2 separate regions of the Homo sapiens genome follow, and region 2 is linked to region 1. A link is an interaction called in ENCODE POLR2A ChIA-PET data of the cell type or tissue named here. Cell type or tissue: MCF 10A. All regions are shown on one strand.

Region 1 (5,000 bases):
CTTTTTGTAGAGATGGAGTCTCACCATGTTGCCCAGGCTACCTCAAGAAATCCTCCTTCCTCAGCCTCCCAAAGTTCTGGGATTACAGGCATGAGCCATATCACCCAGCCCAGGCTTAAAACAAAAAAAAAAAAAAAAAACTAGTCCATGTACCAGCCTGGCCAACATGGCGAAAACCCATCTCTACTAAAAATACAAAAATTAGTTGGGTGTGATGGCATGAACTTGTAGTCCCAACTATTGGGAGGCTGAGGTGGGAGAATCACTTGAGCCTTGGAGGTGGAGTCTGCAGTGAGCCAAGATCCCGCCACTGTAATCCAGCCTGGGCAACAGAGTGAGACCCTGTCTCAAAAAAAAAAAGACTCCATGTAATCCATGATCCCAGTGTCTGGCTTTTGAAGGAAATAGTGGAAACCTCCTTTTACAGATGAGGAAACTGAGGCTCGGGGTGGGTACGTGATGGCTCACAGTCACACAGTCAGGGAGAGATAGGTCAGGCCTCAAATCCCAGGCTCTGGGCTCCATAGGCCACTGTCCTTTCTCTCTTTCTAAAGTCTAGTCTTCTGCCCTCTGGGGCATCACGGAATCCATCCGTTTGGAGGCAGCCTGCAGGCTCCTCTTCTGAGGCGCGACCTCCTGGGTGCTTCACAAACCTTCCCCAGGTTCCCTGCCCCTGCCTTCCTTTAAACTTGCCCTGGGGGCCCCCATCCCACAGAGAATGTGGTTCCTAGAAGCAAACACCATATCCCTTTCTTTATCCTCTCCAACACCCCGCACCCCATCTTTGGAACAGGCCCCCCACTTTCATTTTCCAACAATGTCTGCCAGGCAAGGCTGTTTACCCGCCCCAAGTGAAGGGTATTTAATAAGTATCTCTCCACCCCTCACCCACACGCCCTCCCTCCACTCACCCGCCTGCCTGGGGCTGGCGCCGGCACCCACCCAGCACTGCTCAGACTTGCCCCACAGGCCAGTAAACAGCGACTGCACCCCTGCAATGGGTAGAGGCCCCAACCCCACCCCCCAGCCACACCCACCTTGAGGTGAGCACGGGGCTCCTCCCTCCCCTCCCGCTCTCCTTACTCAGTGACCCCAGCAAGGTCCCTGATGGATGTTTCAATGGCCCAGTGAGTAGGGAGCCCAGAGCTTCACTGTGCCAAGAGACCCTCCCCAAAGCAGCCAAGCACCTTCTCACAGGGCAAGGCCTTGGAGCAGGTTCCCAAGGAGCCCCTCCTCATCCTGGAAGAAGCAGTCCCTAAACAGAGCTCAACAACACTCCCTGGCTGTGCAGCATTGGATAACTCACTTCACCTTTCTGAGCCTTCCAGATTTCCCATCTGTTATATGGGCATTAATAATATCCCCTACTTCCACAGAGTTGTCATGAGGGTTAAAGGAGCTAATACAAGCAATGTGTTCGTAGTGGTCCTGGCACATTGCACTCAATAAAGACCAGTCTCTGTGAAACATCGTTGTACACTAAGTGTTAGCTCCATCCCCACTCTTCTCCAAGCTTCAGTTTCCTCCTCTGTAAAAAATAATGCCTGCCCTGCTCAAGGGCTATTATAAGGTTCAGAGGAGATTATGGGTGTAAACACTATAAAGTCCTATAAAAATTGAAGTTGTGCTTTCCAGCCTTCCAGAAGAATCCAACCCATTCCAAGATCTCTTTTCTTCCAGAGCCCACAATGCAGTGCCCCAAACACTCTCTTCTTGCAGTCATCTTTCTAAGCAGAGAGATCCCCACCTTAGCCAGAAAAGGGCTCCATTTGGCCAATACTGTCCCCAAAAAGCAGGCAGGTAGGAAATGCTCCTCTCTCGAGCCTCACCATGGGCCAGGCTCCCGGCTATTGTATTTCATCCTCATCACAACCTTGGAAGACTGGTTTCAGATCCTCACTTTGCAGATAAGGAAACTGAGGCTCAGAGAGGTTAGGAAAGTTGCACAATGCCCTTGGCTGAAAAGCAGCAAAGCCAGGACTCACCCCAGGTTTGTTTTGCTACAAAGCTAGGCTCTTCCTCCACCCGCTGAGCAGCAAGTCCCAGTCAGCTGCCAGCCCTTGCTCATCTGATGTAACTCCCCACCCCCACCGTGGCCCAAGCAAGCTCAGACAGAGGCAGTAACTGTGAGCAGGGCCAGATGGCCCTACCCAGGAGCGGGCTGGGGCAGGCTGGGGCTCCACAGTCATAATGGGGAGGAACAGTGCATGTGCCAGGGCCCCAGGCAGGTGGGAGCTGAGGGTGCACGTTCTCCCCAATTTCCCCAGCCTCCATCCCAGGAAGCTAGAGGCAAGACTCACACTCTTCAGAAAGGAGCGGCTCATTAACCCCCACCTTCCTCCAGCTTTGCTGGAACAGCACCAAGGACAATTCCCTTCCCCCAGGTCAGGAGGAAGGGTGTTCATCCTCACCTTGGGGAGAACCTCAGAGCAGCCCACTGCAAGGCCGACCTCGGGAGAGGAACAAGGCCTCAGAATCCCAAGAGTCCTGGATGCCCCGACCAGGGAGTGGAAAGAGCGCTGGAGCGCGTCGGCAGCCTGGGGTGTGTTGGGTGACCCCTGTGTACCAGCTACCATCCCCAGGAGATCCATAGCTCAAGAATGCAGCAAGCCCTGTGCTCAGGGAGTGCCTGCTCCAAAGCAGGGTTCTCAGACTCCACTGCATATTCACATGCCCTGGGTGGCCTCGCTAAAATGCAGATTATGTTTCTGTAGGGGTGGAGCCCAGGTGATGTGGTCCTGCTGAGCCATTCATGGTCTACTGGACTCACCTGAAAAACTGGAAAACAAACAAAACTGAGGCCTGGGTTCACCCCCTGGAGAGTTTAATCTAATTGGCACAAGGCGCAGCCTGGGGTGAGTCTAGTGTGTAACCAAGCTTGAGAATCCCTGCTTTCACTGCAGGTACAGAGAAACCACTTCCTTTTTTTTTTTTTTTTTGGAGATGGGGCTTCACTCTTGTCACTCAGGCTGGAGTGCAGTGGCGCAATCTCGGCTCACTGCAACCTCTGCCTCCCGGGTTCAAGCGATTCTTGTACCTCAGCCTCCCAAGTAGCTGGGATTACAGGTGCCCGGCTAATTTTTGTATTTTTGGTAGAGATGGGGTTTGCCATGTTGGCCAGGCTGGTCTTGAACTCCTGACCTCAGGTGATCCACCCGCCTAGGCCTCCCAAAGTGCTGGGATTCCAGGTGTGAGCCACCGCGCCCAGCCTCAGAGAAACCACTTTCACACATCCTGAGTAGCAGAGGCATCAGAAAGTGTCACTGGTACAACCCATCAAGTGGCCATTTCAACCTAGGAACAGGGCACAGACAAAGGAGAGAGTTGCCCAGTTTTTAAGCACCTGGTCTGTGCCGGGAACAGTGCTGTGCTGCCTACATGAGTTTCACTTCATCCTTTTTGTATCACCAAAAGGCTGAATGCAGTTGCCCCACTTTACAGGTGTGGAAACTGAGGCCCTGGGTGGTGAAGTCTTTTGGCCAAACTCTCTCAGAAAATAAGTGGCAGAGCCAGATCTGAAGCCTGGGTCTGTCTGATTCCAAGGCCTGGGTCCCCTACTGCATCTCCTCACCCAAGGGAAGTTGTCACAGGGAGGGTGACTGGAACTGGGCCCTGAAGGTGGAGTTGGGCTCTCCTCTCTGGGCCTCAGTGTCCTCGTCTCTATAAAAGAGGGGGGACAGAATGACCTTGAGGATACTTCCAGCCTCTCTGTTCTATGAGTCCAGGCTCCTGCATTTCACCAATGCTCTGCTTTTCTCCCCCAAAGACATAAAGTACATCGAGGTGACCTCCGCCAGATCAAGGTGCCACGATGGCCCCCAGCACTGCTCCAGCCCCTCTGTCACCCCGCCCTTCGGCTCCCTTCGCAGTGGTGGCCTCCTCCTTTCCAGAGACGTCCCCCGAGAGACACGAAGCAGCAGTGAGAGCCTCATCTTCTCTGGGAACCAGGGCAGGGGGCACCAGCGCCCTCTGCCCCCCTCAGAGGGTCTCTCCCCTCGACCCCCAAATTCCCCCAGCATCTCAATCCCTTGCATGGGGAGCAAGGCCTCGAGCCCCCATGGTTTGGGCTCCCCGCTGGTGGCTTCTCCAAGACTGGAGAAGCGGCTGGGAGGCCTGGCCCCACAGCGGGGCAGCAGGATCTCTGTGCTGTCAGCCAGCCCAGTGTCTGATGTCAGCTATATGTTTGGAAGGTAGGTTCTGTAGCTTCTAACATTGCACACACACACACAGGCACACGCACGCATGCACCCCCTAAAATCACTGAAAGGGACCCTGCTCTGTCTGAGCAAAATCTGGGCATGCACCAAAACCAGAAGCAAATGTTTGCTTTTACAGCCTTTCAGATCTCAAGCTGTCCTCAAGCATTTAGAATACAATTCAATATAAAAAGTCTTGACTTATAGCTACCTTTTGGTAAAAGAGCCGTTGCCTTAATGAGGCTCATCTATATCCTTTCCAGCCCTCATACAACCCATCTCAAGGAAGGTTTTTTTAAACCCCAAAACACAGGGCTATAAATAGAATTGGGGGGCCTGAGATGAACTATTTAGGAATAAAAAGGTTCCTTCCTCTGTTGCTGGCAAAACCTAGCAAAGGAGTGAGGCAGCCCTGCCTGGGAATCACAATCATCCCAGCTCAGTTCTCTATAGACCTCACAGCAGAACTGCAGGCACATGCGCACCCATTCTGCCCCAGGAAGACCGAACCACAGGACTCTGCTTCCCACTCCACCTCCAAAGCCACTGGCCAAGGCAGTCCCTGGCACAGAGGCTGGGGATTCCACAGCCATGCCCACTGGCACAGGCCCCTGAGCTCAGGAAGAAGTCTGGCTGGATGTGAAGCTGGCCTTCTCCTGCAGCTGGGGAGTTCCCTCTGCATCAGCCACGGTGTGGTCCAGCGTAGGTTCAGCCCATCTGCAGGGCTCCTGGGAGTCATGGGGGCCTGAAGGGATCCTGATCCGACAGCTCAGTCAGAACGGCCTGGCTGGGAAGGCAGACGGA
Region 2 (5,000 bases), 270 kb after region 1:
AGACAAACATAGATGTTTCCAAGGGTATTCACTATATACTTTCTTTTTCTTGGCAGGTGAGTTGATACATACTCCTTAGTGGATTCTGACTTCCATGGCCACCATCCTGCTTATATACTTTTTTATCTTTTAAATTTTGTATTATTTATTTAAAATATAACATTTGTGGCCAGGAGCAGTGACTCACACCTGTAATCCCAGCACTTTGGAAGGCCGAGGCAGGCAGATCACGAGGTCAGGAGTTTGAGACCAGCCTGGCCAACATGGTGAAACCCCGTCTCTACTAAAAATACAAAAATTAGCTGGACGTGGTGGCACACACCTGTAATCTCAGCTACTTGACACGGTGAGGCAGGAGATTGCTTGAGCCTGGGAGGCAGAGCTTGCAGTGAGCCCAGATCTTGCCACTCCACTCCAGCCTGGCTGACACAGTGAAACTCTGTCTCAAAAAAAAATAAATAAATAGGCTGGGCGTGGTGGCTCACGCCTGTAATCCCAGCACTTTGGGAGGCTGAGGCGGAAAGATCACTAGGTCAGGAGTTCAAGACCAGCCTGGGCAACAAGGTGAAACCCCACCTCTACTAAAAAATACAAAAATTAGTTGGGCATGGTGGCGTGCACCTGTAATCTCAGCTACTCAGGAGGCTAAGGCAGCAGAATCGCTTGAACTCAGGAGGCAGAGGCTGCAGTGAGCCGAGATTGTGCCATTGCACTCCAGCCTGGGCAACAGAGCAAGACTCAGTCTCAAAAATAATAATAATAAATTTAAAAAATTAAAAAAATAAAATTTGCTAAAAACAGTTCTGTTCTTATTTCTAAGACAAGGAAAGAAGCAGTTTAAATGTCTCACATCTGGATCTTAGATAATAAACATCCTCCCTACTAGGTGAGCACTGGGAGGGCAGGAATGGAAGAAGGAAAAGTCCACTTATCCACAAATCTCAGACATCGCATCTCATACTAGTGTACTACCTTAGAAGAAAATTCCAAAGGCCGGGCACAGTGGCTCATGCCTGTAATCCCAGCACTTTGGGAGGCCAAGGTGGGCGGATCGCGAGGTCAGGAGTTCGAGACCAGTCTGGCCAACATAGTGAAATCCCGTCTCTACTAAAAATACAAAAAAAAAAAAATTAAATTAGCCGGGTGTGGTGGTGTGCGCCTGTAATCCCAGCTACTCGGGAGGCTGAGGCAGGATAATCGCATGAACCCGGGAGGTGGAGGTTGCAGTGAGCTGGGATCGCACCACTGCACTCCAGACTGGCCGACAGAACGAGACTCCATCTCAAAAAAAAAAAAATTTTTTTTTTTTTTTTTTTACCAACTATCCCAATCTGAATACATATGGAGAATGTTTTCACAGTCAGAGGGATTATTGGGAGGAAAAAAAAAGATTATTCGATTCAGCATTTCCAGAAGCACAGAAAGTAGGTCAGTGAATTTGCACTTTAGAAATATCATAATTACTTGCTAAAAACAAATTATTTCCACTGAGGGGCCTCAAAATCCAAATGGCACTCAATTTGAATCCATGAAGCTTAAGAAACTAAATTTTTTTTGAAAATCAATTATAATGGCTGAGCCTGGTGGCTCACACCTATAATCCCAGCACTTTGGGAGGCCGGCAAAAGTTCAAGACCAGGCTGGGCAACATGGCGAAACCCCATCTCTACAAAAAATAAAAATTAGTGAGGCATAGTGGCGTGCGCCTGTAGTCCCAGCTACACAGGAGGCTGAAGTGGGAAGAACACCTGAGCCTGAGCCTGGGGAGGTCGAGGCTACAGATCACGCCGCCACACTCCAGCCTGGGCAAGAGAGAGAGATCCTGTCTCAAAATAAAAAGGGAATGATCTTCACGATCCATCCCAAAACATATTGGAGATAACCCTACCTTTAGCTAACTATCCCCTGAAAAACAAGAGAGTATTTACTAAGTAGAACACATTGTTGGATAGCCATTCCAAATTGCTCTAACTTTGCCAAGCTTAAATGGCAAGGAAGAAACCAATTCCTGGCTCCCCTATTTGATAACTTACATACTTCTGCAGGCTCTTAAGCCAAAATGAGCCAAAATCTTAAAGAGAGTTAAGACTGACATAGACATTAGCAAACATATCACCTTTTTTTCCTATTAACATTGTTGTTCCCCATAAAGGTCTATTCAGCATTTTTTTTTTAGTAGCCCTCTGTAGATATCAAGAAATGCTCATAAATTTAGCCTGTAGTTCCTCAGGCTCAATGGCTTGTGAGAAAAGAAAAAAAAAAAAAAAGTTGGAAATACTGTCTTCTCTTCCACAATGCCCACGAAGCTAGGCAAAGGCAATGATTCTGCATTTAATCACTAGATGAATAAGAAACAGACTTGAATTTAGAAGAAAGATAAAGGACCGCAAGAACATTCAGTAAAGAGTACTGCCTCTATTTCTTTGCAAAGCAGCTCTCAGGATCTGCCAATGAACCTCATTTTGACATGGAACGCCCCATCCACTCTAATCCGGGGCATATCCCTCAAGACACAGTCAGTCAACCGGAACTCTGCCAACTTTTGCTTGGGAGTTGTGTGAAGAATAGTAGCAACAAGAGCCTACTTTGAGAAGGAGATCAACAATCACACTCAAGAAGAAAAGAAGTTATTTGGCAAAGGGATGCATGTTGCCAAAATGTTAGTCACAGCTTCAAGGGCCCAGTTTGTGTCTCTACAACTATTCTTTGCTTTGACAGAGGCCATTATCTGACCCAGGAAACAGCTCAGCTTCTGTCACCCTCCCCATCTGAAGCAGTGAAGAATCCTTTCAATTTGGTAGTATCAAACTGTGACACAGACAAGATGTCCACCAGAGACTAAAAGGGGAGAAAAAATGTGTAATTTGCCACTTTCTACATAGGACTGGCTCAAGCAGAGCAACGGAAAACTGTGACAGGATAGGAAAAATGGAAAATCATTATGTTAAAGAAGCAGGCTGGGCCGGGCGCGGTGGCTCACGCCCGTAATTTCAGCACTTTGGGAGGCCGAGGCGGGTGGATCACAAGGTCAGGAGATCAAGACATCCTCGCTAACAAGTTGAAACCCCGTCTCTACTACAAAAAAAAAAAAAAAAAAAATACAAAAAATCAGCCGGGCGTGGTGGCAGGCGCCTGTAGTCCAGCTCCTCAGGAGGCTGAGGCAGGAGAATGGCGTGAACCTGGGAGGCGGAGCTTGCAGTGAGCCGAGATTGCGCCACTGCACTCCAGCCTGGGGGACAAAGTGAGACTCCGTCTCAAAAAAAAAAAAAAAAAAGAAAAGAAAAGAAAAAAAAAATAAGCAGGCTGTACCAAAAGTCCGCCCAGGAGCACCGAGCCTCCATATGTTATCTCAAAATCCCCTTAAAAAACAAACCAAAAAGGTACACTGTAGGTTGCAATAGCATAATATTAAGCAGGTTTTTACTCCCAAATAAGTACATATATTTTGTAGCCTGCAACTCTTCCTGGGGTTGTAAGAAGACTATGTTTGCTGAAGCTGCCTGAACCAAGAGCCCATGAATTTCACAGTTATTTCAGAGCAGGAAAACAGACTAACATATACCAGGTTACTCTCCCAATCAGAGAACACAAGTAAAGAAAGAACATTTAATAATTTTCTCGGGCCGGGCGCGGTGGCTCACGCCTGTAATCCCAGCACTTTGGGAGGCCGAGACTGGCAGATCACAAGGTCAGAAGTTCGAGACCAGCCTGACCAACACAGTGAAACCTCGTCTCTACAAAAATACAAAAATTAGCCAGGCGTGATGGCACCCAGCTACTCAGGAGGCTGAGGCAGGAGAATCGCTTGAACCTGGGAGGTGGAGGTTGCAGTGAGCAGAGATCATGCCATTGCACTCCAGCCTGGGCAACTGAGCGAGACTCCGTCTCAAAAAAAAAAAAAAAAAACCCAAAAAAAAATTTTCTCTTCAACAGAACAAGACTTCTGTCTCTTGCCTCTTGCCTTTTTTTTTTCCTAAAAACACCTAGTGAGTCTAGAATCTCTTCCCTTCGTAAAAGCCATCAGTAAAACCTGAAAACTCCAATGTTCACACCTCTCCTGCATTTCACCTTGGTGCTATCACATAACTTATCAGTACCAGCTAGGGTAAACACTACTCTAGTATCAAGTGTGAGGTGGAATTAGTAAATGACCAGCCTGGCCAACATGGCAAAACCCTGTCTCTACTAAAAATACAAAAATTAGCCAGGTGGCACATGCCTGTAATCCCAGCTACTTGGGAGGCTGAGCCAGGAGAATTGCTTGAACCCAGGAGACAGAGGTTGCAGTGAGCCAAGATTGTGCCATTGCACTCCAGCCTGGGCAATACAGCAAGACTCTGTCTCAAAATAAATAAATAAACAAATAAAAAAACAAACACTACATTCTACTAGTCTTCATCAATTGACTTCATTCATCTCCACCTTCCCCAACTCTTAACTTCCCTATCTTCATCTTGATGGCAACCAATGTAACACAATATGAAATTTTTACTTTTAAAAGTTGACATTAATAAGAGTTAAAAAACTAAACATGCGGCCAGGTGTGGTAGCTCATGCCTGTAATCTCAACACTTTGGGAGGCCGAGGTGGGTGGATCACCTGAAGTCAGGAGTTCGAGACCAGCCTGACCAACATGGTGAAACCCCATCTCTACTAAAATACAAAAAATTAGCTGGGCGTGGTGGTGCATGCCTATAGTACCAGTTACTTGGGGGACTGAGGCAGGAGAAGCGCTTGAATCCGGCAGGCGGAGGTTGCAGTGAGCCAAGACTGCGCCATTCCACTCCAGCCTGGGCAGCAGGAGCGAAACTCTGTCTCAAAAAAAAAAAAAAAAAAAAAAAAAAAAAAAAACTGAATATGCATCAAATCAAAACCAGTTCTTCCCTGGCTGGCACGCAGACACACACACACACACACAAACACACACACACATGAGCAAGGCTAAGAGGAAGAAACAGAAAAACATGTTTCCTTTTGTTGTTGTTGTTGTTGTTGTTGAG

What was found. ChIA-PET counts read pairs that join two places held together with the same protein. Peaks named below come from ENCODE experiments on the same cell type or tissue, not always from the same donor. Only the 100,000 strongest peaks of a DNase experiment are listed, where the experiment ranks them.
Region 2: POLR2A ChIA-PET joins it to region 1 with 5 read pairs; 3 of 35 experiments call an interaction of 5 or more read pairs at or near these places.

The regions. Positions count from the first base shown.
Region 1 is chr17:40,487,736-40,492,735 of GRCh38, reverse strand. TNS4 (tensin 4) reads left to right here. Exons shown (of 13, transcript NM_032865.6): 3 at 3,767-4,190. Among named protein-coding and RNA genes, the nearest start is that of TNS4, 11 kb to the left of the region's middle. RefSeq lists an enhancer at 1,624-2,249. In MCF 10A, no CTCF peak of the experiment used is centred here; DNase peaks (open chromatin) are centred at 995, 2,085 and 2,745.
Region 2 is chr17:40,222,506-40,227,505 of GRCh38, reverse strand. All of the region lies in intron 1 of WIPF2 (WAS/WASL interacting protein family member 2), which reads right to left. Among named protein-coding and RNA genes, the nearest start is that of WIPF2, 5.7 kb to the right of the region's middle. RefSeq lists an enhancer at 2,408-2,979. In MCF 10A, no CTCF peak of the experiment used is centred here; no DNase peak of the experiment used is centred here.